4 separate regions of the Homo sapiens genome follow, and all the other regions are linked to region 2. Evidence: chromatin contacts called from ENCODE Hi-C or POLR2A ChIA-PET data. All regions are on one chromosome and are shown on one strand. The core of a region is the stretch at or near the end of the contact, and the rest is flanking DNA. Distances in the headings are between cores, read along the strand shown.

Evidence for each region. A loop is a pair of places that touch in the nucleus more often than their neighbours do. ChIA-PET counts read pairs that join two places held with the same protein, here RNA polymerase II (POLR2A). Pooled maps may share reads with other maps.
Region 1: a loop to region 2 is called in a map of PC-3, with 15 times the contacts of the local background. The contact joins the enhancer-like site here to the promoter of RBPJ in region 2. A Hi-C loop is called at or near these places in 4 of 168 maps with a recorded cell type or tissue (GM12878, MCF 10A, PC-3 and 1 more), 29 of 37 single-sample maps with no recorded cell type and 13 of 50 pooled maps. POLR2A ChIA-PET finds 5 or more read pairs at or near these places in 13 of 52 experiments (BJ, GM10248, MCF 10A and 8 more).
Region 3: a map of IMR-90 shows a loop between it and region 2 (8-fold over the local background). The contact joins the enhancer-like site here to the promoter of RBPJ in region 2. A Hi-C loop is called at or near these places in 5 of 168 maps with a recorded cell type or tissue (GM12878, IMR-90, MCF 10A and 2 more), 28 of 37 single-sample maps with no recorded cell type and 19 of 50 pooled maps. POLR2A ChIA-PET finds 5 or more read pairs at or near these places in 11 of 52 experiments (AG04450, MCF 10A, PC-9 and 6 more).
Region 4: a pooled map shows a loop between it and region 2 (2.2-fold over the local background). The contact joins the promoter of CCKAR here to the promoter of RBPJ in region 2. A Hi-C loop is called at or near these places in 1 of 168 maps with a recorded cell type or tissue (sigmoid colon) and 1 of 50 pooled maps. POLR2A ChIA-PET finds 5 or more read pairs at or near these places in 2 of 52 experiments (OCI-LY7 and SK-N-SH).

What each region holds. Positions count from the first base shown.
Region 1 is chr4:26,123,288-26,129,781 of GRCh38, forward strand. It overlaps a transcript of RBPJ not described here. Among named protein-coding and RNA genes, the nearest start is that of LINC02357, 56 kb to the left of the region's middle. Within about 2 kb of position 4,729, at least 4 of the 41 ENCODE cell types and tissues checked have a DNase peak (open chromatin) inside an H3K27ac peak, as active enhancers do; they include PC-3, where a contact is called at or near this core.
Region 2 is chr4:26,315,633-26,322,263 of GRCh38, forward strand. It overlaps RBPJ (recombination signal binding protein for immunoglobulin kappa J region), which reads left to right and starts at 5,382. Exons shown (of 11, transcript NM_015874.6): 1 at 5,382-5,416. The coding sequence starts at 5,397. RefSeq lists enhancers at 3,416-3,465, 4,556-4,605, 5,838-6,631 and silencers at 3,686-3,955, 5,426-5,555, 5,626-5,725.
Region 3 is chr4:26,142,973-26,149,480 of GRCh38, forward strand. It overlaps a transcript of RBPJ not described here. Among named protein-coding and RNA genes, the nearest start is that of LINC02357, 75 kb to the left of the region's middle. Within about 2 kb of position 2,438, at least 2 of the 41 ENCODE cell types and tissues checked have a DNase peak (open chromatin) inside an H3K27ac peak, as active enhancers do.
Region 4 is chr4:26,485,365-26,491,935 of GRCh38, forward strand. It overlaps CCKAR (cholecystokinin A receptor), which reads right to left and starts at 5,120. Exons shown (of 5, transcript NM_000730.3): 1 at 4,792-5,120; 2 at 3,869-4,120; 3 at 273-534. The coding sequence starts at 4,903.

The sequences.
Region 1 (6,494 bases), core at 3,479-5,978, 190 kb before region 2:
ACATAGAAAGGTACAGCAAAAATATGGTATAAAATATTTTTTAAAAATAGTACATCTGTATAGAACACTTACTATAAATGGAGCTTGCAGGACCGCAAGTTGTTCTGGGTGAGTCTGAATAGGTGGTGAGTGGATGCGAAGGCCTAGGACATTACCATCTATACTATATGCTGTAGACTTTATAAACACTGTACACTTAGGCTACACTAAATTTATAAAGAATTTTTTTTCTTTCTTCAACAATATATTAACCTTAGCTTACTATATATAATTTTTTACTTTATAAACTTTTTAATGTTTAAAAAACTTTTTGACTCATAATAACACAGCTTAAAATACACATCGTACAGCTATACAAAAATATTTTCTTTCTTTATACCCTTATTCTATAAGCTATTTTCTATTTTTAACATTTTTATTTCTTTCTTTAAACTGTTAAACTTTGTTGTTAAAAACGAAGACACAAACACACACATTAGCCTGTGCCTCCACAGGGTCAGGGTCATCAATATCACTATCTTCACCCTCCACATCTTGTTCCACTGGAAGGTCTTCAGGGGCATGGAGCTGTCATCTCCTAGGATAACAGTAGTCTTCTGTACTTCCAGAAGTACCTTCCTGAGGCTGTTTTACAGTTAACTTTTTTTTAAATAAGTAGAAGGAATACATTCTAAAATAACAATAAAAAGTATAGTAAATACATGAACCAGTAACATAGTCATTTATTATTATCATGTTTTATGTACTGTACATAATTGTATGTGCTAGATTTTTTATTTCCATAGGTTATTGGGGAACAGGTGATGTTTGGTTATAGGAATATGTTCCTTGGTGGCGATTTGTGAGATTATGGGACACCCATCAGCCGAGCAGTATACCCTGCACACTATTTGTAGTCTTTTATACCTCACCCCTTTCCCACCCTGTCCCCCTGAGTCCCCAAAGTCCATTGTGTCATTCTTATGCCTTTGCATCCTCATAGCTTAGCTCCCACTTATGAGTGAGAACATGCAATGCTTGGTTTTCCATTCCTGAGTTACTTCACTTAGAATAATAATCTCCAGTCTCATCCAGGTCGCTGTGAATGCCATTAACTCATTCCTTTTTATGGCTGAGTAGTATTCCATCATATATATATATATATATATATATATATATATATATATATATATATACCAGTTTCTTTATCCACTCGTTGATTAATGGGCAGTTGGGTTGGTTCCATGTTTTTTCAATTGTGAATTGTGCTGCTATAAACATGAGTGTGCAAGCATCTTTTTCATATAATGACTTCTTTCCCTCTGGGTAGATACCCAGTAGTGAAATTGCTGGATCAAATGGCAGTTCTACTTCTAGTTCTTTAAGGAATCTCCACACTTTTTTCCATAGTGATTATACTAGTTTACAGTCCCACAAGTGGTGTAGAAGTGTTCCGTTTACCGCATCTGTATGTGTTATATTTTTATATGCCTGGCAGCATAATAGGTCTGTTTACATCAGCATTACCACAAACACGTGAGTAATGCATCGTGCTATGATGTTGATTTTTCAGCTTCACATAATCTTATGGGACCACGTCCCATATGCAGTTCATCATTGACCGAATGTCCTTATGTGGCACACGACTGTAGTTCAGGACTGCTATGGCAACAGCAATGTGTCAGAGGCCCGGACACTTTCTATCCTATTCTGCCACCCCTAAGATGTTGTCTTCGGGCACATGGTCTGAGATGACTGACTACCATGTCCACAATCCAGCCAGTAGGAAGGGAAAAAGGGGGAAGGGAAAAGGGGAGAGGAAAGACACATCTCTTCCCTTTAAGGACACCAGTCAGGAATTGCAGTCATCCCTCTTGCTCACATCCTATTGGCCAGAACTTAGTCATCTGGCCACACCTAGCTGCAAGGGTGGCTGGGAAATGTAGGCTATATTCTGAGCAACATGTGGGTAGCTGCTGAAGGCTATGGAGCCCCTCATGGGGCACCCTGTGATGTAGGCAGTGAAGTCCCCTCTCCACCACACATACTTTTATAGGAAGTGGATGGAGCCAGCCTGGGAGTGCAAAGGTTGATTTTTCTACACTACTGACTGAGGAATGTTTTTATGTATCCTGTAATCTCTGAGTAAAAGGCTGTTTAACCTTTCTTGGAAGGCAGGTTTCACATGTAATTCCTTTGGAGAAAGCAGCCAAAAAGATATCTGGAACAGGGAGAAAAATGGCCCTCTTGGGTCAGGTGCAATGGCTCACACCTGTAATCCCAGCACTTTGGGAGGCCAAGGGGAGTGGATCACTTGAGGTCAGGAGTTCAAGATTAGCCTGGCCAACATGGTGAAACCCCATCTCTACCAAAAATACAAAAATTAGCTGAGTGTGGTGGTGCATGCCTGTAATCCCAGCTACTCAGGAGGCTGAGGCAGGAGAATCGCTTAGACCTGGGAGGTGGAGGTTGCAGTGAGCCAAGATGGCACCAGTGCACTCCAGCCTGGGCAATAGAGCAAGACTCCATTTCAAAAAAAAAAAAAAATCGTCCCTCTTCTTTAGTTACCAGCAGGCACCCTCATGGCGGATTATAGGATGCCTGAGGATTCCACCCATAAGAACAATGCAGCTGGAGAGGCAGCATAACAGCTCCTCCACATGCTCTCTCCAGGTGTGCGGATGGGGATACACCTCTCCTCTATGGTGTCTGTCACACACAATGTGTATGGATATAGATGTATCACTGCCTGTGTGCTCCAACCTTACATCTAGATTTTAAAGCCCTTAAGAATTGCTTTAAAAAAAAAATCCATCTTTGCATTCCTGAAGGAGCAAACACCAGCCTTTCCAGATGTATTCAATTCCTTGAATGGAAAAGATCAAGCACTTTAAAAAGTCTGCACTTTTTAAAGAAACACCTATTTAGTGCCAGGCACTAGGGATTTGGGATACAAAGATGAAAATTGGTAGTCCCTGCCTCTTATGGAGGCTTTTAGCCTAGGAAGGAGACAGACACTGCTGAAGACATCTGTTGTTTTTTGGCTTCCCGCCCCCAACCCCAACTTCCTCCTAGCCCATCACTCCCCTTTTCGGGGAATCCCCCATTGTGTATTTTGAGGTGGGTAGCCTGTCTCCCACTACAGTAGCCAAAAGAGACAGATACTCCTCTCTCTTTCCCTTTTCCATTTCTGGTACGGCACAGGTGGGCATATGACTAGGCTTAGCCAATCAGATGCTTTCCTGGGACGTGGACTCTTGAAAGTGCTGTAAGAAACTTGGCTCTAGCTGTAGGTTATAGTCATTATGATACTGGTGGCAGGTCAAACTAATGCCCTGCTCATTTTCCAAACTTGTTCTGCAGCCTTTCTTTGATTTTGAGAACCTCTAATATCATCCCAATATATTCATTTATTTCCCTCAAGGCGGCCAGCATTGGTTCTGTGGGTTGTGGTCAACAACCAAATTCCCTCCTAATGCAAAAATGATCATCTACTTAGGTGCTTTTGAATGCAAAGGTAAGAAGTCTACTCCAGTTACATCAAATAAGTTGAGTTTATTGTAGGAACACAGAGAACCATATGGACAGTGGAAAAGCCTAAGAATTTAAGGCCAGCTGCCATTACAGGAGAGTCTTCATGAACTTCATGGACTGAGCTTAAAAGGTCATTACGCCTTAAAGGACAACTCTATCCCAGTCACACAGGGATGTGTGGTGCCCCTAGTCTTGATGAAGGATTCAGCCGACCACACACGTCACTCTGAAGCTGAGATAGCACTGAGAATTTCAGCCAGTCATTGGATATGGGCTTCCCTGGGAAGGGTGCATGATCTTGGGTGGGGTGACTTTCTTTAAAAGAGATGCTTCCTGAAGACAGCTGGCAACTGAGGGCTGTCTGTTGGCAGCACTCCCAGTGGCACAGAGAAGAAATCTATCATTCCTGAAGAGGAATCCGGGCAGCACATCACAGCATCTGCTACATCAGATCTTTCTGTATTTCATGACCTTTCAGCTTCCGTTGCTGCTGCTCATTGCTAAAGTCTTTCCCAATTCAAATCACTGACAGTGAGAATCTGATCTGACCTAGTCCACATCAAAGGTCACCAACCATATGGAGATTGGCTCTCCTTGGCTATGGTTGGGTAGCAGGATCATGTGGTAGAAATGCACTCTCTCCCAGCCTCACCAGTTTGACAGGGTCTGTGGGCAGAGCTGGAGGAAAATCTTTTGGTAGGCATCAGGCATGATGGCATGTCTTGCCCATATACCAATAAACAATTGTAATGTGGTACAGAGGATGGAGTATATAAGTATGTAAGATGGAGTATATCAGCATAAAGTGGGTGGAGTAAATATATAAGTACAGTTTGTATAGGGAACAAAACACCTAAATCTACCTATTAGATCCCAGGAAGGTTCCCCATAGACTTGAACTAGGACTTGAAAGATGAGCTAGGAATAGGGTTTTGCCCAGCAGGTAAGTAGAGTAAGACACTCCAAGTAGAGGGAAACATATGTACACAGAGACATGAGATAAATCATTGTGGCCCTAAAGAGGTTGGCCTCCCAGCCACCCCATGTACTCACTGCCTCTTAACCAGATGCCTGAGAGGCATTTTTGGCAGCTGCTCAGAGGGAAACATGCCACCCATTGATTCATCTGGGGCACTCCCTGCTCCCACCTTTCATGAGCTGGTGTCAGTGGGTTCTCTGGGCCAAGTTATGCCCCACCCTGATCCTGTTTGACTTGTGTGCTCTGCCAGGATCCCTGCAAGAGATGGCATGGCCTGGGGCCCCTGCTGCCTTTCAGATAACAGCAGCAGCCAGGCCAAGGCAAATACTAGTCCCTCCTCATATAGGTGAGGCTCCCACTGATGTCAGCTGGGCCTTGGGAAGGCAGGAAGCAGGTGGGTTTAGTTGCCAACTTGGCTCTGGAAGGCAGCTCTGTTGTTCCTATTTCTTCATACTAAAAATGGAAGGATTCCCAGAAGAGGTGTGGAGGTTCTACCTATGGCCTCCAGGGGCACTGAAAGTTTGCTGACTTTTAAAGCACACACAAATGTGACAATGAATAACACCTACAACAAAGAAAAAGACATCACCATCAGCAAGTTTGCAAGATAATAATAATGGCAAACATTTATTGAGCACTTTCTATGTGCCAAGCAGTAGTTTACAGGAATTAAATTATATAGCCATCACAAAAACCCTGCAAGATAGACCCTCTGATTATCCCTATTTGACACATTAAGAAATAGAGGAACAGAAGAAATGAAGTAGCTATGCCCCAAATCCCACACTTTGTAAATGGATTTGAGCTCAATCCCCTCCTTCTCAATCACTATACAGTATGATATACAATATACACTATTCCAAATTAGCCTATATTCTGATGACTAAACGGGCATCTTATGAGATGATGTCTGATATGGTTTGGCTGTGTCCCCACCCAAATCTCATCTTGAATTGTAGCTCCCACAATTCCTACATGTTGTGAAAGGGATCTGGTGAGAGATAATAGAATCATGGGGGTGGTTTCCCCCATATTGTTCTTATGGTAGTGAATAAGTTTCACAAGATCTGATGGTTTTATAAGAGGTTCTCCCTTTTGCTTGGCTCTCATTTTCTCTCTTGTCTGCCGCCATGTAAGATGTGCCTTTCACCTTCTGCCATGATTGTAAGGCCTCCCCAGCTACGTGGAACTATGAGTCCATTAAACTTCTTTTTCATTGTAAATTACCCAGTCGTGGGTATGTCTTTATCAGCAGATGAAAGTAGACTAATACAATGTCTGAAAATGCTCAACAATTTATTAATACAAATTCTTTCACTTACATTGTCTCACTTCATCTTCATATTAGTTCAATGAGGGAGTCAAGGCAAATGATGTCATTCCCATTTTACAGATAAGAAAATGGAGGCTCAGAGAAGTAAATTAATAATCAGTAAGTGGCCAGCTTAGCACCTCAAATAGGTGTTCTGTTTCCCAGCCCAGTGATTTTTCCATCCTACCCTGCCGTGAATCATTTCAAAGGAGCCTAAGAGTATCTGTATCCAAAAATATGTCCTTAAATATGTGGACCCTAAAAGTACTTCAAAGTGACTACACATTGGTGTTGTACATCTATTTCATATAGTGGATATTTTCTAAAGCATGAACATTAAGTAAAATTGGAGTAAAGTTGAGTGGAAAGAGCTCTGAGCTGCAAGTCAAGAGTCCTGGGTTCTCATCTTTGCTCCATCCTGCATGCCAAATAACCTTAACTAATAACTTACTTTGGGGGACCTCATTTTTCTCATCTGAAAAACCAATGAGTTTTTATGAACTTACTGTCCCTTACAACTCTTAAATTATAGATATGATGATGCTATTGTAAGACGGGGTTACCTATCAATCTCCAAATCCACCTAGTTTACAGTTGAAGACTTTCAGCAACCAGCATCTGTATAATGGCAACCCGGCCTGTTCATTCCTGGGTGTTCCCTATCTAGCCTCCAGACAGCAGACTCAAGAT
Region 2 (6,631 bases), core at 4,132-6,631:
GAGAGCAGAGAACTGGTCTGACCTCAAATTTACCAGGGCAGGATTTTTTCCCCACCCTAATAAGCCTGAGGGTACTGCAGGGGACCAGGGCATATTTGAGTCCTTATTTCAACCACATAAGACAGACACTCCCAGAGCAGCCGTTTATAGACCTCCCCCCAGGAATGCAATTCTTTTCCCAGAGTATTGATTATCAATATTCCTTGCTAGGAAAAAAATTTAGTAATATCTCTCCTACTTGCAAGTCCATTTATAGGCTCTCTGCAAGAAGAAAAATATGGCTTTTTTTGCCCCACCCCGCAGGCAGTCAGACCTTATGGTTGTCTTCCCTTGTTCCCTAAAATCGTTGTTATTCCGTTCTTTTTCAAGGTGCACTGATTTCATATTGTTCAAACACACGTTTTACAATCAATTTGTACAACAGTGGTCCTGAGGTGACGTACATCCTCAGCTTATGAAGATAACAGGATTAAGAGATTAAAGTAAGACAGGCATAAGAAATTATAAGAGTATTATTAGGGAAGTGATAAATGTCCATGAAATCTTCACAATTTATCTTCCTCTGCAGTGGCTCCAACCAGTCTCTCCGTTCAGGGTCCCTGACTTCCCGCAACATATATATATATATATATTCATATATATACACATTCATATATACATATACACATATATACATTCATATATACATATTCATATATATACATTCATATATACATATTCATATATACATTCATATATACATTCATATATATACATTCATATATACATTCATATATATACATTCATATATACATTCATATATACATTCATATACATTCATATATACATTCATATATACATTCATATATACATATTCATATATATATTCATATATATTCATATATATTCATATATATATTCATATATATATTCATGTATATATTCATATATATACACATTCATATATATACATTCATATATATAATATATATATACACATATTGATATATATATACACATATTGATATATATATACACATATTGATATATATATATATACACATATATATATATACACATATTGTGTATATATATATATACACACACACACATATCCGGCTAGTGGTGTTTTTGTTGTTTTTTTCCTGAAGTTCTAAAATGGAGAGTAAAGGAAACTCTTAAGTGCAGCCTCATCTACTGGTCTAACCCAGACGACTTTTTTTTTTTTTTTTTTTTTTTTTTTGCAAAAAACCAACACAGGTGGTTGCTCCATATGCCTTTTTCTCCTCCCTAGGCAGGCTAGTACTCACTGCTAGTCTAGTCCTAATATTGTTTTGAACCCTAGGAGGCTTAGTCTTCAGAATCATTTTTACTCTGCCCTAAAGTGGAAGACACCCCATTCATTCTACAAATATAATACAGCAGGCATTGTTCCAGCAGCTAAGGCTTGAATAATGAACAAACTAGACAAAAGTCCTTGCCCTTATTAATATTACATTATAATGGAAGGAGGCAGATAGTAAACACAACACACAAGTATGATAAATGTTATGTTAGTTAATGATAGGTGCCATGGACAAAATCAAGCAGAAAGGGGGATAAGGAGTATGGGAGTCCCTCTTGGGAAGGGTGTCAGGGAAGGCCTCCCTGAGGAGGTGACATCAGGCAAAGACAAGAAAGGAGTGAGGGAATGAGCTATAAGGTATATGAGGGAAGAGCATTCCAGGTAGTGGAAAAAGCAAAGGCTTGGAGCTGAAAGTGTGCTTGGGGCATCCCAGGAACAGTAAGGAAGGCAACTGGTGAGAGCCCACAGAGTGAGAGGTAGAGGAGGAGGTGAAGGCAGATAGATCAGGGGGGGTTTGGCAGTAGGCAAGATTGTCTAAGTCCTCATAGTGAAATGGGAAAGTCATGGAGGAGTTCTAGAGGGCCACTGAGAATGCTCTATTAGCACAGACTGCGGGAAGACAAGAACGGAAGAAGGGAGGACCAGTTAGGGAACTTCCTTAAACCAGGTGGGAAATAAGATGGGTTAGACTAGGCTAGTAGCTAAAGAGGTGTGACAGTATTTGGAATGTGAGTATATTCTGAAGGTGGAGCCAATAGGATTTTCCGTCCAATTGTATCTTGGGTGTGAGAAAGGAGGCAAGGACTCCAAGGTTCTTGACATAAGTGGAAGAATGGAGTTGTCCTTTCCTGAGATGGGGGAGGGCTGCAGATGGAGCATGTTTTAGGGCAAAAAGGGGGAGCTGTTATTCCCTTTGTGGTTACCATGGCTTCCCAAGGTCGCTGGGGCTCTCAGAAGGCCATGATTCCAAATTAGATCAGTGGTCTGGACTAGGCCATGACTGAAATACCTTCTTGGGATGACAGCTCCAAGGAATATGTGCCCCAAGGGCTTTGTCCTCCTCCTGAGCTATCCTGTTCCAAGCCAGACTTGCACTGAGATATTGCACCAAATGGTTTTAAGTCTGTTTTTTTGTGTATATAATCAATAGGCAAACACAAACACACACACACGCACACACACACACACACACACCCCTAAAACCTTGAAAACAACTTAAAAACCAGGGTTTCCTATTAGAGAACTCACTGTCCTCCAAATATCAAAATTCAATTCAACTCTACATTTGCGGGGCTGTGACGTGAGCAGGAAGACACTGGTTCCTAGATAATGCCAGGCTAAGGCTGGTATAGAAACCACATCAGGGCCAATCTGAAACGTGGCTGATTGAAGAATTTACGTAATCAGGAACTCATTGGATGAATGATCCAAAAGGAAGGGCTGCATTTAAAACAGTAGTCACTATAGCACCTGCCGCAGCCATACGTAAAATGGAATATTGCAATAAAAATACGGAAAGGTGACGGAAAGCAAAAAAGCCATATTAGTGGGAGGAAAAAACAGAAACTGATTTGTAAGATTACTTCAAAAGGCTAAGAAGAGACTGACAAGAAATTTTAAAAATCGTGTCCTTAAACGGGAGCAAGAATCTATACAAGGCAACAAGGCGAGAGCGCAGAGCTGTTTATTTATTTATTTATTTATTTTTCTACCCAGCTCACAGGGCCAGCGGGTAGATTAGAAAGAAAACAACCAATTGCTGCCAGGCGCGGTGGCTCACACGTGTAATCCCAGCACTTTGGGAGGCCGAGGCGGGCGGATCACGAGGTCAGGAGATCGAGACCATCCTGACTAACATGGTAAAACTCCGTCTACTAAAAAATAGAAAAAATTAGCCGGGCGTGGTGGCGGGCGCCTGTAGTTCCAGCTACTCAGGAGGCTGCGGCAGGAGAATGGCGTGAATCCAGGAGGCGGAGCTTGCAGTGAGCCGAGATCGCGCCACTGCACTCTAGCCTAGGCGACAGAGCAAGACTCCGTCTCAAAAAAAAAAAAAAAAAAAAAAAAAGAAACCAATTGCTAAAGTAGAGTAGCTAAGGAATCAGAACTTGTTTCAAAGTAAGCGAAGTAGTGGCCAGACTAGGTGACTCAAGGCATGACTCAAACCCGACTCTGGAGGCTGTCTGTCAGCTCCCGGAGGCGGGGGGCGCGGTGTCTAACACGTTTTAGGAAAGTACCAGGCTTGTGGAGGGCGACAGGAAACCTCCCCGGGAGATCGGCCTGGGGCTCCTCCTGCCCTAGAGCCTGACCTCTCACTCTCCGTACCGGCAGCGACTTCCAACCTCCTGGCTTCCCCTTCCTCCGTTCGAGGCTCCCCACCCCTCGTCTTCCATCCAGCGTCACAGGGCGTGTGCGTGTTGTGTGCGAGACGCGGGTCTCCTCCCCCGCCGCCCTCCGCCCCGTGCTCCCAGCCACGCGCCTTCCCGCCCCGCCTCCGCGGCAAGCCGCTCCCTTCCCACCCCGCCCGCGCCCGCCGCCCGCCGCCCGCCTCCCGGGCACGCGCTGCACGAACGGCGCCCGGAGCTGGTCTAGGCAAACACCTGTCCTGCCTTGGCTCCGCGAGATTTGGGGCGAAAGCTTAGGCAACAGGGGCACGTTCTCGCGAGGTTTAGGAAATTTCCCACGGCCGTGTTGTGTCTGAGCCGAGTAGTGGAAGGCGGTGGGAAGGAGGTGTAGCGTGAGACTGGACTGCCCGCATTGGGTACATGCGCAGTGCCGCTCGCGCGGGCCGCGCCAATCCTGCAGCGCCTTCAACAGGTTTCGGGCGGCGAATTCCAGTTCTCCGGGTTTTGGGGCTCCCTGCGGGAGGCAGTGCTGGATCTGGGAATCTCTAGGAAAGGAAAGAGCAAAGGAGGGGAAAGATGGGGGGCTGCAGGTAGGAGGAGGGGGCGGGATTCGGGCCCTTCACCCTGCTGTTCCATGCCCGGTGGGGCCAGGTTTGCCCGGGGGCTTCCGGGATCAGGCCGCCTGAAGCGCGATTCGGGCAGCCGGCAGCGTCCTCGGCTGTGCCAGGCCCTCGGGTGGCCCGGTTCCCTGTGCAGTAGTGGTCTCAACACACACCTGGGCTCACACACGGTGGTGGCTGCGATGGGGTCTTAGAGAGGCCATGCAGCACGCGAGCGGCAAGAGCTTTGATCGGGTCCTCTGGGCAGACTCGGAGGTGGGAGAATGTGGCTCTCAATTCCAAGGCAGTTTTCCCTTCTGGAGAGAACTACTCCGCGCTCTGGCGTGTGTCTGCGAGGTGGCCATTAGGGGTGTCTTTGCTAGAGGCCTTGGCTTGACCTCATTTCACACCCAAGGAGAACGCTAAGGCGAGAGAGCTCAACTGCAAAAGTTTTCCGCTTGAGGAGCTCTGGAAGGGCCTCCTCATTAGCATGGGGGGGTGTAATGAATGAAGACAGTCCCCGACGTGTCACTTGCCCGAACCCCAGACATCTCTGGCGCTCCTGCACCAAACGCCGAGATTAGCATAAAGGAGGCGCCCAGGGAACGTTTGAATGAATGAAAATAGCTGGGAACCCAGAGTGAGCGGGAAGCCGCTTGGAAAACACCCATTGAGGAGGTGTTTCATCTAGGCCTGTGAAACGCAGCCCATTTTCCCAGGACCCCTCCTCCCTTCTCCTCGGCCCCGCCTCCTGACCCCTCCATTCCTCGTCCCCGTAGTAATCCCCTCCGGTTTTCCTCAGTCTCCACGTACGTCCCTCAAAGCGCGTCCTAAAACCCGGATAACCGGAGCGCTCCCCATGGACCACACGGAGGGCTCGCCCGCGGAGGAGCCGCCTGCGCATGCTCCATCGCCTGGGTAGGTTTCCAGGGAAGGCAGCGAGCAGGATCCCCTACTCTGCGGGCGGCGCGAGGCGTCTGGCTCTTCGCGGCGGCGGCGAGGGGAAAGGGAGCGCGGGGGCTGGGTGGAATCGAGGAGTGAGGAAAAAGGGAAGGGGCGGGGGAGAGGGACCAGGGAAGGCGTCGGGGGGAATCTCGCGAGGGTTGGAGTTTTGGCGAGAGTTTGTGGAAGATGGCGCCTGTTGTGACAGGGTAAGTCTGAGGGAATCGGAGCGCCGGGAACCGGGAAAGTTGCGGGCGTCTGGCAGCTCACGGCGGGCAGCGGGTTCGGGGGCCGCGGCGCGCTTGGCGTTCGGGGGCCCGCGGGGGCGGCGTCGCGTGCGCCGAGCGCGGCGGCGGCGGCGTGTGGCCGTGCGCTGCCGCTCTGCGCTGCCGTGGCTCAGGCTCCAGCGCGTGAGGGCGGGCGGCGGCGGCGGCGGCGAGGCCGGCGGGTGCGGGCGTGAGTGCGGCAGGGCGCGCGGGGCCCTCGGGCGCCGTGCCTCCCGCGCGCCTCCAGCGGGCTCTGCCTGGGGGCCCCGTGCATCTTTGTTCCTCGCGGCCGTTGTCGCCGCTTCGCCCCGCTAGTGCCCCCGGCCCCGGGCGCTTTGTCTTTCACCGCTACCCGCTGCGACTCTCTACCCCCGGCCCTTTGTTTCGCCGCCTTGGGCGCTTTGTCCGACCCGTGGCGTCCCGCATCCCCTCTCCATCTCCTCCCCTCCGCTGTCCTTCCTCCCGTGCCCCTTTGTTGTGCCACACTCTTGTCGTTAGCCCAGTGACCTGCCACAGCCCGGGCACCAGATTTCTGCCTTAATTGTTCTTCCATTGTCTTTCTCCTGTGGGTCCCCTCTCACCTTTCTGTATGGTCCTGGATCACCCCCCGAGGCTTTGTCTCCCCCATCCACGGGCTTATTCTCTCGGCACCCCCTTCCTCTCCCGTCATCGGTTGATTTATCCACAACCCACGGTGTACGTCTGCTGAACTGTCTCAGCCCCGGGGACTCCATCTGCTGCTTCTAAGTGCACACAAGACTCTACGGTTTGTTGTTTTGTGGGTCTGAAAGATGCATGGGATACTTAGTTTTCTCCTCCGCACCTCTTTTTCTCGGGATTTCTTGTACCCTCCCGCCCCCCTATCGCCACCCCTTTCTCTCGGGATTAAAGCGTCTCCAATTTTCATCGCCGTCTTTTTAGTGCCGTGGGTTGTTTTGCTTGGAAACAGTAGCCTTGGAAAAAGATCTGGTCTCTTGGTGGTTCTTGCGCCCCCCGGCCCCCGCCCCCCTCCTGGTTCCTGACGGCGTAGGCCAAGGGCAGCTGTCTGTCGAAGCTTTGCAATCTAGGCTGCCTGAGGATGATTGGAGGGTATCGTAGGACGGTTAGAAGGAGGCTCAAGATGTATATATGTGTTTTTCTGTTAGTGTTTGAGAATAG
Region 3 (6,508 bases), core at 1,188-3,687, 180 kb before region 2:
GGTTTCATCATGTTGGCCAGGCTGGTCTCAAACTCTTAACCTCAGGTGATCCACCTACCTTGGCCTCCCAAAGTGCTGGGATTATAGGCGTAGCATTTCACTATGTAATGACTACCTCAAACCTTACACTGAAATTAACTCATATTTCATAATAATATGATTAAATAAGGAGAAGCCAGCATAGATGCATGTTAATCCAAATTCAATCCCATCTGATTATCTCTCTGCTCCCTCAGTGGTCCAAGCCACCTTTGTCTCTCACCTGAGTTATGGCAGTCACTTCCTAACCAGTCCCCCTGTGCCATACACCTCATCCCTCTTTCAATTTATTCCCAACACAGCAGCCAAGGAAATCTTCTTAACAGGTAAGTTGTATCACGTCACTCCTGTGCTCAAAACCCTCATCTCGCAAAGCGTAAAAGCCAAAGTTCCTCCAATGAATGACTTCCAGGGCCCTGTGTTACTTGTAGTGGAGCCATCTTGGAAGTGGTTCTTCCAGCTCCAGTGGAGCCACTGCAGCCAGCATCATGTGGAAAAGAGATGGGTTTTTCTTTGCTGAGCCTACAGAAATTACAGAATCATGAGTGACTAAAAGATTGTTATTTTTGTAAGCCACTAAGTTTGAGGTGGTTTGTTACACAGCAATAAATAACCATTAAGCTTTCACATTAAGGCTGGACGTGGTGGCTTATGCCTGTAATTCCAGCACTTTGGGAGGCCAAGGCAGGTGGATGGCTTGAGCCCAGGAGTTCAAGGCCAGCCTGGACAACATGGCAAAACCCCGTCTCTACAAAAAAATAGGAAAATTAGCCGGGCATGGTGACACACACCTGTAGTCTCAGATACTCTGGGGGCTATGGCAGGAGGATCACTTGAGCTCTGGAGGAAGAAGTTGCAGTGAGCCAAGATGGTACCACTGCACTCCAGCCTGCGCATCAAAGCAAGACTCTATCTCAAAAAACAAACAAAAAACAGATTCACATTAAAAAATAGTTCATTGCTAAAAACAGTCAAAAGACATTATTGTAGAAAAATATCTAATGAAAAGATAAACTTTATATTATGTGTTAAATTTCAAAAGGCCACAAAACAGTGTATATAGAATAAAAATATTTTTTAGTGTACAAGATATCTATAAAGTTTTCATGCAATTTGAATTTTTAATAAAATCACTTCTATAATAGGTATAAACAAGTTGCAAAATGCAACTCAAGATTTAAATAAATTGTCAATGATTTATTTGTTTCAATTTTTTTATAGAGGGGAAGAGAGCATAAGAGGGAGTAAGAAAATTCTTTTTTTTTTTTTTTTTTTTTGAGACACAGTCTCACTCTGTCGCCTGGGCTGGAGTGCAGTAGTGCAGTTTTGGCTCACTGCAACCTCTGCTCCTGAGTTCAAGCAATTCTCCTGCCTCAGCCCCCCGAGTAGCTGGGATTACAGGCATGCACCACCATGCCCAGCTAATTTTTGTATTTTTAGTAGAGATGGGTTTTCGCCTTGTTGGCCAGGCTGGTCTCAAACCCCTGACCTCAGGGGATCCACCCACCTCAGCCTCCCAAACTGCTAGGATTACAGATGTGAGTCACTGCACCCAGCCTAAAAATTCTTTCATTTCTTTCTATCCTCCAACCTTCTAAATTCCAGAAAGAGGATAGGTATGGCTGAAATGCAAAAAGAGAGTAAGTTCATTCCTAGGCTTAGCCACCCACACCCCAGTAGCTGATGACTTGGGAAATTTGGACCTCAAGATTTGTAATATGTTTTCTTTTGTTGTTGCCTTTGATCTAGTCCCACATGCAATGCAGTTCCATTGTATAGCCTGGGTGACAGACTGGGGAAGCCTGACTTTGATTCCGGAGCCAGTGAAATTGATTCCAGTCTCCCTTCCCTCCCTGTGATTTCTTCACTCTTTTATATGTGTCTTCACTCGAATTTATGTCACTGTGCCTTGCAGACAGAACAGGTCCAAGTCAAATCAACCATACTGGGTTTTCAGGCAACTGAAAATTTCAGATTCTTTTTAGTAAGTCTCCCTCAACCTGCCTTCTTCTTCTTCTTTTTTTTTTTTTTTTTGAGACAAAATGAAAATGTAGTAGTTTACATTTTTCTGAGTTTCATTTCATCTTCCTGGTTTCAACAGTTTTTCCAGCCTGTCAAGACCAATTGAACTTTAATTGGATCACCTGTCATACAAGCTGCTCGTCCCAGACTTAGGTCTTCTGGAAATTTTACAACTATGCCTTCGGTGTCTTTATTGAGAAAAATGTTGAACTTTTAAACTCTGTTGGAGTGGGTGGAGTCTTCTGCAGAATTTCATAGCCATTTAGTGTTTAAAAACCCCACAACCACCATCAGATTAAGATGGTGTCAGACAAACAGGTGGGAGTGATCTGAGCAGAGGCTGGGTGACTTTTAGATTAAGTGTCCACAGCCCCACCCAAAGTAAACATGAAACTCCCCTGAGAATCCCTTCATGTCAGTTACTGTTCTACAAATGCACTAATCTTCGAGTCCAGTGCAAATATCTGTCCTATGTTTATTGTCCTAACATATCAATGTCCTCTTCTGTAATTGCCCACGTAAGCTCTTTAGAGGCAGGGACAATTTTTGTCATTTGGTTAAACAACACAGGACTGGGGACTTCTAAAATGCTGGGTGGGAAGAACTGGGACCAGTCAGAATAATACGGAGGAGGTTTTGGTAAATGTCTTTTAACCATTGATAAATGGGGCAAATCAATGGAGAAAAGGACGATTATTTAATAAATGATGCTGGGATCTTCATTAGCTCTTTTGAGGAGAAAAACCTCTAGTTGGGCTCTAAACTTCTACTATGAGTCAAAATAAATTTCAGAAGGATTAAAGAGACAAATGATACCAAAGAAAATCATCAAATAGACACATAGATCAATGGAACAGACTTGAGAGTCTAGAAATAAGTTCTTTTATTTTGGTCAATTTTTTGTTTGTTTGTTTGTTTTTTAGAGACAGGATCTCACTCTGCCACCCAGGATGAGTGCAATCGTATGATCATAGGTCACTACAGCCTTGACCTTCTGGGCTCAAGTAATCCTCCCACCTCAGCCTCCTCAGTAACTAGAACTGTAGGCACATGCAACCATGCCCGGCTACTTTTTAAATTTAAAAACATTTTTTGTAGAGGTAGGGTTTTACCATGTTGCCCAGGATGGTCTCGAACTCCTGCCTTCAAGCAATCCTTCCACTTCGGCCTCCCAAAGTGCTGAGATTACAGGCATGAGCCAGTGCACCCAGCCTTGGTCAACTGATTTTCAACAAAAGTGCCAACATAATTTACTGGGGAAAAGAGAGGCTTTTTAACAAATGGTTCTGGGACAATCAGCTATCCCATGCAAAAAGATGAACTTAGACCCTTGACTCACACTATATACAAAATTTAACTCAAATCGGATCATAGACTTACATGTAACAACTAAAACAAGAAAACATTTAGAAGTCAGTACAGGAGAAAATCTTCAAGACCTTGAGTTAAACAAAGATTTCATAGTTATGACACCCCAAGTGTGACCTGTAAAAGAATACATTGATCAGTAGGACCTCCTCAAACATTTTTGTGCTTCACAAGACACCATTAAGAATATGGAAAGACAAGCACAAGACTGGGAGAAAATATTTGTAAACACAACTCCTGCTCTCATGGGGTTTATCTTCTTTGAGGAGTATGAGGGGCCCATAATAAACATTAACACATAAGAAAAATATCCAACAGTGATTCCTGCTCTGCAGAAAAGCAAACTACTGTGATATGTTGACCATGTTGGATTGTGTAGTCAGTCAGGAAAGAGATCTCTACAGAGATTGCTCATTTAAATTGAGCAATCTGAGCTCTGAATGAAAAGCAAAACAAAATAAAACAAATCGAGCAATCAGGCACCTGAAGATCCAATGGGAGCACCCTCCAGGCAGAAGCAACAGCATGTGCAAAGGCCCTGAGTGTGGCACGAGCTTGGCATGTTTAAGGAAAGGAACAACGGCTCCGTCAAAGTAGGAAAGGAGGAGGGAGTTGCCCAATGAGGTGGCCGCAGAAGGGAAGGCATGGTCCTGGAGGGCTTTCTGAGCCGAGGTGAGGAGGTTGTGTGCCCTCAAGCGTGATTGAATCAGACACGTGTGTGAGTTCCATTGTAGAAAATGCATTCCAAAAAATGTACCACTCAGAGTTCTTAGTTGCAAACAGTAAAGCTGACTCTGGCTTGTTTAGCAGAAAGACAGTTATCTTAAAAGGACATTGGAAAGCTCACAGATCTGAAGGCCCTGAAAAACAGGACTCTGGGTCAAGGGTCCAGAGACAATTCCTAAAACCACAAGGAGGATACCCCTGCTACTGATGCCCTGTTGCTGACACTTCTGTGTGTGGAACTCTACTTCGGTCACTTTCAAAGTCTGTTACCTCTGCTTTTGCCCCCGCAAAACAAGGAGTTTGCAGTGATCTTCCTTCTTCAAGTTGCTCACCATTGCCGAATCAACTTCTCCCAGGTATACCAAGTGGCAGAGCCTCGGTCACCAGCTTACATTCTAGTTGCAAAGGAAGCTGGGAATTTGAGTTTTCTAGGTTCAAATTTCAGAGAGTGAAACTCCCAAAGGAGGAATTTTCCCAAATATAAGAAAAACTTTTTTTTTCTGTTTTTTCTGAGACAGTGTCTCGCTCTGTCGCAGGCTGGAGTGCAGTGGCGTGATCTCGGCTTACTGCAAGCTCCGCCTCCTGGGTTCAAGCCATTCTCCAAGAAAAACTTTTTAAAAAGTACTGGGAGGTCAGAAAACACAATAAAAATCCATGAAATCAAATAAGAGTAAACATACAGATCCCAATTAGGAGGCTGTTGCAGTAATTTGTTTAGGTGAGGGATCATGGAAGGCCTGATAGGGCTGGTAATGTTGTATAGGACAGTGATTCTCAAAGTATGGCTCCTGACCAGCGCATCAACATCTGCAAACTTTGTTAGAAATGCACATTTCAGGCCCCACCTTGAACTTACTGAAACTCTGAAGTTGAGGCTCAGCAAGTTGGTTTTAACAGGCCCACTCAGATGATTCTAGTGTATACTAACATTTACGAACCACTGGTAGAGGACATGGAAAGAAGAAGAAGATTTGGAAGTAGTCTATAGGACTTCTTGATGGATTGTGGAACTTAAGGGAGAGAGAGTGGAATCCAAGAGAACACCTAGATTTTCACTTAAGCAACTGGCTAGATAGTAGTGCCTTTTACCAAGAGGGAGAGACTGTGAGATGAACTACTTAAGGAAATTAAAATTTGGGATTTTTTCCAGTGAGCATTCAAAGTTCATTAGGCTCACAGGAGGAAATGTCAGGCAGGCAGGTGGCTATGAGTCTGGTGTGTTTCGGAGAGGTCAGCGTTGAAGAACTAGGTAGGAAAAGCATGTAGAAGGTACTTCAAACAAAGGACTAGTGGGGTCACAGAGAGGATGTATACACAGAAAAGAAAATGGGATTCAAGACAGACTTCAAAGTAAAAGGCAAGTGTGAGAGGAGGATTCTGCCAAGGAGACTGAGATGGAGAGGTCAAGTGAACATGGCAGACAACTCTTATAGAATTGGGCATCAGAAGAAGCAAGAAGAAAAAAGTGTTTAAAGGAAAAGGACATGGTCTACTCTAATCCAAATGAAAGATAGACAGAGGGACCTGCCAGAAATAGCAAAAAAGCAGTGCTATTCCTGGCAGTTTGTCTGGAGACTGGAGAAGATTCTGTCAAAGACCCTGTTGGGCATCTGAACACCTTTCTCTGATTGAAGACCTAGGGATAAACCATCTTCCAGAAAATGATTTGGAGTCCCAAACCACAGGTCTGTTTCTACAGAGAAGCCAAGATGCCTGCCTCCAGAGAACAGGATGCTCTGAAACTGAGCAATAAAAGACCATCAGGACCACTGTGGGAAGACCTTTCCCCTGAGAAATTTACTTATCTTTCTAGGAAGAAAGAAAAAGAGAGTGGTAAGTAGCAGAAGTGTTTCTTCCATATATTTCTCTACTGGGAGTGTGGTGAAGTCTCCCCACAACATGGAAACATGAAGAGTGGGGCCACATTTCCCTCACTGGCCCTGCCATGAAGTGCTTCAAGAAGGGCTGATATTAGCAGAGCCCAGTTTAAGAAGGAAGTGAGAAGCAGTTTTTCCAGAGTCATAAGGGAAATGGAAAAGGTCACATACATGACATTGTTGAGGGCTGAGAAGAAACCTGAATTAGGGAGTTAGAATCTCAAGTTTAAATAACTCCCCAACTTCAATGTTGTGAAAAGTTTAGCAAGTCACTGAACCTCTCTGAGCCTCTCTTCAGTGATTTGTCAAGTGGAGGGCAATTTATTACTGTCCTGCCTCTGGTCAAGTGAGATAATGGTAGAAGGGCTGGATGGACTTGGCAAAGGTTACTATCATCGATAATAGTACTAAGCAGTGTTACTTTCAAGGTATCCGTGAGTGGGGAATCCAAGCTGCTATTGTTCGGATGTATTCCC
Region 4 (6,571 bases), core at 3,870-6,369, 170 kb after region 2:
CCTCAACAGCAAAACGGACACAATAATAATAATACCTATCTTAGAGTGTTTTCAGAGGATTGATTGAATGAATATATGCATGGCATTTAAAACAGAGCTCGCCAGCTAAGTGTTTGCTATCGTGATTATCCTAGAACGAGGCTAGAAAGACCTTCTCAAAACGTCTCCAGGAAACTGATCCCCCAACCACTCTGGGCAAGGCATCTCAGTTTTTCATGATATTGCAAAATTACATCAAGCTGTATTTTTAAAAATAAACAATGCAACCTTACCAGGACTGCTGCATAACATCATTTGGCAGTAGAAAGCGGCACATATTCGCGGTCTGGTTGTTATTTTTGGTAAAAGGCACCAAGTTGCTATAAATGGGGTACGGAGTCATGATGGTAAAGGAAAGGCACCAGGTAGCAGCAATCACCTTCAAAGCATGGGATTTTGTCTGCCAGACCCGGGACTGTAAGGGTTTGCAAATCGCACCATATCTCTCTAGAGATATGGCTACCAGATTAAAGGTAGATACACTCACAGAGGTGCCTGGGAAAGGAACAAAGAAGCCGGTTATGTTGACTCTGAAATCCAAAGTTTATTTGCACATTAGCTTGAATATATCTGATCTGCACAGGTTTGATATCAAAGGAAAACGCTTGGAAGGTAAAGAAATATTGTGTATGTATATTTTTAAAAGATGATTTATTCTCAGCTTTGTTCCAGAAAGGGTTTAAGGCAGTTAAAGAAATGGCTTTGTAAATATATCTCATTGCCAATTTTTAATAAGTTTATTGAGCTTTGATTATCACCTAACACCTGCTTAGGCTCAAGGTGCTCATTAATTAATAACCAAGGGGATGAAATTCATTCTTGCCCCCACAGAAGAGGTTTCTCTAAAATCTGAAGAAAAGCTGTAATTTTGAGTATCGTCTGCATAGTTAAAATGATTTTTAAAACCCGAGATTCTCAAGGGCTCTGTGACCCTGAAAGGTCACTGTGATGTGAGCCGGAGGCATGAAGGTTTTTTCTAAAAATTTTGAGTACATACTGTTCTTAATAGTGAAACAATCTATATTTCAAAATGCAGCTTGTTGAAAAAATAAGTAGTAAAAAAGACGAGGGAAAATGCCCCATACAGTAACTAAAGGTTTCTCTGGGTTGGGGACTAAAGTCTCTTGTCTTATTGTTTTTGTTTTTCTGTATTTTGTAGAATGAGCAAGCATCACCATTACAGTGAGGAAGATATTAAATGCACCTCATTTAAAATCATGTATTTCTTGGCTGGGTGCAGTGGCTGATGCCTGTAATACCAACGCTTTGGGAGTCCGAGGCAGGCAGATCACTTGAGGTCAGGAGCTTGAGACCAGCCTGGCCAACATGGTGAAACCCCATCTCTACTACAAATACAAAAATTAACCAGGCATGGCTGCACGTGCCTGTAATCCCAGGTACTTGGAAGGCTGAGGCAGAAGAATCGCTGGAATCTGGGAGGCCAAGGTTGTAGTGAGCCAAGATCGCACCACTGCACCCCAGCCTGGGCGACAGAGCGGCACTCCATCTCAAAAATAAAATAAAATAAATCATGTACTTCTTGGTCTTAGATGGCCTATGGAAAAAAAATTAAAATAAAAAATGAACAAAATCATGTGCTTCGGCATTGCCCAAAAAGCTTAACTTCCATTATTTTTGTATTTGTATATGCATACTTATTAAAATGTCCTATTATTCCCTTAAAATTCCCTGTAGAGTCCTTCTGCTATAAATTCTGTCAATTCTTCTGAATATCTCTTACCAAGATTTCTTAAACCTCAGAATTAATATAAATTTGGGAGCAGAGGTCCTGAAACTGGGGTCCTTAGATTCTCCTTATTCTTATGGATATAAACTAATTCTCTGAAACTATATCCAAAAATGTCATTTTTCTAGGGAGCCTAGCTCTAGCTTTCCTTAGAGTCTTAAAAAAGTCTATGACCCCCAAACCATTAACTAAAAACTCATGTTCTGGGGATAGGATTTGCTGTGTTTTACTGGATTTTACTCTAAAGAGTTGATGACATTTAGAGTGAAGAGTACGGCCCAAAAATCTCTAAGACTCAGTTCTGCATAATGGATCATCAATAACTATAAACTCACTGGCAGGCAAGCATTCTTTTTCTTTTTGCTACAAATTAGGAGCTAATGAATGTTAATTATTAGTATTGAGGAGACTGCAAAATTAAGAGAAGAGCCTAAATTATTGGAATTAAAAATCCAACAAAATTATTATGGTATTGCAAATACTTTCAGAATGATGTTGCTTTTCTTTTGCCCAATAAAATATTTTTTATGCAGTTGAAATTTACATAACATAAAATTAACCTCATTTCAAACTGAACAACTCTGTGGCACTCACAATGTTTTGCCACCATGAAAACACTCATTTAAAATCTCGGTTCACATTCTCTGGTTAAGGTTCCCAAATAGTATTACCATAAGATATATATGGATGGGCCTCGGATGTCTACAGTGCTAGTTATTATTATTGCTTCATTATTTAACAACGATCTTTTTCCTTTGTAAGTTTTGTCTTTTTTTTTTTTTTCAGAGGACTTGGACATGGATTGACACATTCTTGGTTTTTGGTGGCACGAGGGTCAGTAATTCACCATCATTTTGTCAGTGTGGAATCCCACTTCCTCAACTGGGAAAAATGAGGACTTATAAGGCTTTCTGGTCATTGAAGACTGCCCTAGCCTAACTCAGTTCTGCATATTCTGCAAGGCTTGGGTCAGAACAAAAAATAACTCCCTTCTTATTTCCCATCTCTGCCCTTCTCCCAACTAATTCTCAGAAAGGGCAAGGGACTAGGCAATCTGGCACCCAGAGGGGACCAAGAAATGTGTTTTTTTGTTCAACTTTAAGAGAACCACAGCAGTTGGCAAACTGAGGTATCATGCTCACCATTGTGTGGCTACAAATCTGGACTCAAATCTCAGCTCTGTTGCTTACCATCTGTGTGGTTCTAGGCACATTATGGACCTCTCTGTGCCTCTGTTTCCTCCTTAGGGAGACAAGGAAGAATCATTGCATTTACTTCATAGAGTGGTTGGGAGATAAGGTAAGATCATGGAAGGCAAAGCACTTAGTACCACATGGGGTGCATAAAAGCGCTAAAAAAATTTAGCTCTTATGATTTTCATTATCATCATTTTTGTTTGGCATAGGCAAAGAGCTATATATCTCAGCCAATCAGGGTCAGCTTAGCGACCCCATAGCCCCCAGGAGCAAATTCAACTCCTCATCTAGGGGCAGAGACCTCTCTCTCTCTCTCTTTCTGCCAGAGATGGCCCCAGCTTTGGGGAGAACAGGCTGGGAAGTGAATCCTGAGAAGAGAATCTGAAACTGCGATAGAACTGGTTTTCAAATAGCCCCTGTTCCCTAAGAAAACAAAAGAAACAACTGCAAAGAACCCTCCTCCATCATCCTCACCCTCCCTAGAAGCCAGGACTCAAGTTGTGTATAGATCAGGACACAGTCAACAGCTTCCAGAAAGGGATAGAGCAGCTTAAAGTCACTTCTGACTTCAAACAGAAGCAAGCAAGTCCCTCTTCCCTTCAAATAGAAGCAAGCAAAATCAACTGCCCCTGTGTTTTCCTATCAATTTATTTCACTCTTAGAAACTGACCTCCAACATGGATGATGGGGACCGACTTGTGGGGAACGTATAAGGATGACTGTCAAGCCAGCACCAATGTCCGTGCACACAGCCATGCACAGCCTGATGTTCTGTGATTCAGCCCTCAGCAGGGCTCCTTTGCTGTGATTGTCAGAGGTTTGGGAAGGTCTGGGGCTGAGTGGGGTCTGGGGCAAGCTCCAGAAAGAGTCACCAGCAGCAACTTACCCATGAAGTAGGTGGTGGTCTTGCAAACGGCGCTCCCGAAGATGAAATCCTTGAGCAGATTGGGGATGAGGTTGAACGGCATGCAGAAGAGACAGAGCATGAGGTCGCTGACAGCCAGGGAGAGGAGGAAGATGTTGGTGACCGTCCGCATCCGCTTGTTCCGAATCAGCACGGTGATGACCAGCGTGTTTCCCAGCACGCTGAGCAGGAATATCAAGGAGTACAAGAGAATCTGCACCGCTGGCTGCCACTCTGCAGAGAGAAACAGGAGCAAGACGGAGGGATGGAGGTGATGACAGCAGAATGCTAAAACCGAAGCCAAGGGTGAATTCCTGCCGATTTTCCCCCCACCGGGGTGTACATCACTGGACCCACGATTCCTGTCCTGGCAACATTTTGCGGAAACAAATTGAGGAAAGCAGAGACTGAATTATTTTCTTTTTAGAAGGTTGGTTTGTTAAAGGATCACTCAGGGAACCACTTTTTCTTAAGAACAAAGCTCCTCAAGTGAACAGTGATCACTTTCTTTCCTGGCTGCTAAGCATTATTTCACTTTAATCACTTCATGCTGGGTTTCCCCCCAAGAAAAGAAAACAGCTGCATGGTGACAACACCTTTTCTGCTGTGCTTGTAAGTTCAGGCTTTGACACTTGTAGTCCCTCTTGCTTCACTCAGCTTTTCCTCCCCTGCTTTTGTTCCCCCAAGTCCTATTCATGAATGCCCAACTCCCCCATGGGGGACAATAAGAATATTTGACTCTATTCTGCTTTTTAATCTCTTCTCCAAACTTCTGAACATATGACTTTATCTAGCCTTGTCTCACAATGACTTGGTTATATATATTTTTTATCAGCCTTGCCTTTGCTGATTTCTCCCACAACTCAATAGTTTCCTGAATTAAAATAACAGCTTCCGACACTTACCTTTGGAAGGACGGGGCTGATCCAAGCAGAAAAGCGTCTCATTTTCGAGCCCGAGTTCACAGGGAGGAGTGATGTTGCTTCCATTCACAAGAAGGCTGTCAACCACATCCATCCTTGCCTGCTGCTTTCCACCAAGTGCTGGAGAGCTGGTGAATTGCTCACTCCCGGCTCATTCCTCTAATGACCGAAGCGTCTCGCAGATGCAACCTGCCGTGGAGGAGCAGGGAGGGAGTGATTTCCAGGTGTGGGCTTTTTCAGCCATTCCTAAAGGCGACTTGAGTTCACCTCACTCACTCCAGCATTTGTACTCCTGTTGTGGAAAAGGCAGTGAGCACAAGCCAAGCCCGCTCCACCTTCACCCCGCCCCACCTCCCCCGGCCCTTTCCTGGGCCAGTCTTAGGGCCCTGAGTACAGACAGCCTGGCTACCCGTTAACCATTCTCAGCGTGTGGCTGCTTTTTACACACATGTGTACATATGCACGGACACACACACACACACAGAGGCTTCCCCAGTACTCCTCTATATAGGAACCCGTCACCATCCCAGACATATGCAGAAGAAAGCCCAAACCGGCTGTGTGAGACAGGAACAATTAACACGGTAACAGATCCGATAATGCAGACCATCAGGCCTAAAGAACACGGAGGGACTGTGTTCTACCTCCTTATAGAAAAGCAATTAGTGCCTTTTTAGCTTTGGAACCATGCCCGGTGGTGTGTGTGTGGACAGAACTGCTGGCTGGTTGTTAAGTTGCTACTAAACACAGTGTTGTTTCTCGTGGTCTCTGCCCTTGTTAACTAGGATTGAGGCACTTTTGAACATAGGTACCTGGGTCCTTATTACAAAAGACGTTAGTGAGATTTCCTCTTCATTCATGAAGCCTTGCATTCAGCACATCTTCATTGAGAGTCAATCATTTGCCAGGCACTTTTCTAGCATGTCAGCAAATAATGAGCAGAATTATTTCAGGTAGTAAGTACTACAAAGGGAGTAAAGCAGGGAGATGTGATGTATACAAACAGATTAGGGGCTGATTTTTTGGGGGGCGGGGACAGGGTCTTGCTCTGTTCCCCAGGCTGCAGTGGAGTGGCGCGATCATGGCTCACTGCAGCCTTGCTCCCTGGCTCAAGCAATCCTCCTACCTTAGCCTCCTGAGTAGCTGGGACTACAGGCACACACCACTAAGCCCAGCTGATTTTTTTAGTTTTAGAAGAGAGGAGGTCTCGCTATGTTGCCCAGGCTGGTCTCAAGCTCCTGAGCTCAAGCAATCCTCCTGCCTTGGCCTCCCAGTGTTGGCATTACAGGCGTGAGCCACTGCACCTGGCCTGGGGCTGCTGATTTAGAAGGGGTAGTCAGGAGAGGTCTCTTAAGGAGGGGACTGTGATCTGAGACTGAACCACAAGAAGGACAAAGTCTTGTGAAGATCCCAAGACAGCTTCTCCCAGGCAAAAGGAGGAGCACTTTTAGCAGAGGTAACAGCAAGTGCAAAGGCCCTGAGGTGGGAATGAGTGTGGCCCCATTGAGGTACAAATAGATAGAAGTAGGAGTGAGTGAGAGGCAAACAGCAGGACGTGAGATCAGAGAGGGGGGCCATCTCAGGGTCCTGGGTGTTCCATGAAGCTCTGTGGTGCTGGAAAGCCCTTCAACCTCCATTGCACAGATTATGTCCTCAGTTCAGACCCTTTGGAAAGCAGACGACAATGGCTGTGAAACCTGCGTTTCTGACGCCCTGCTTGGCTGTGCTGAGACTTGGTCCATTTGCTAGATACCCGTGGGGC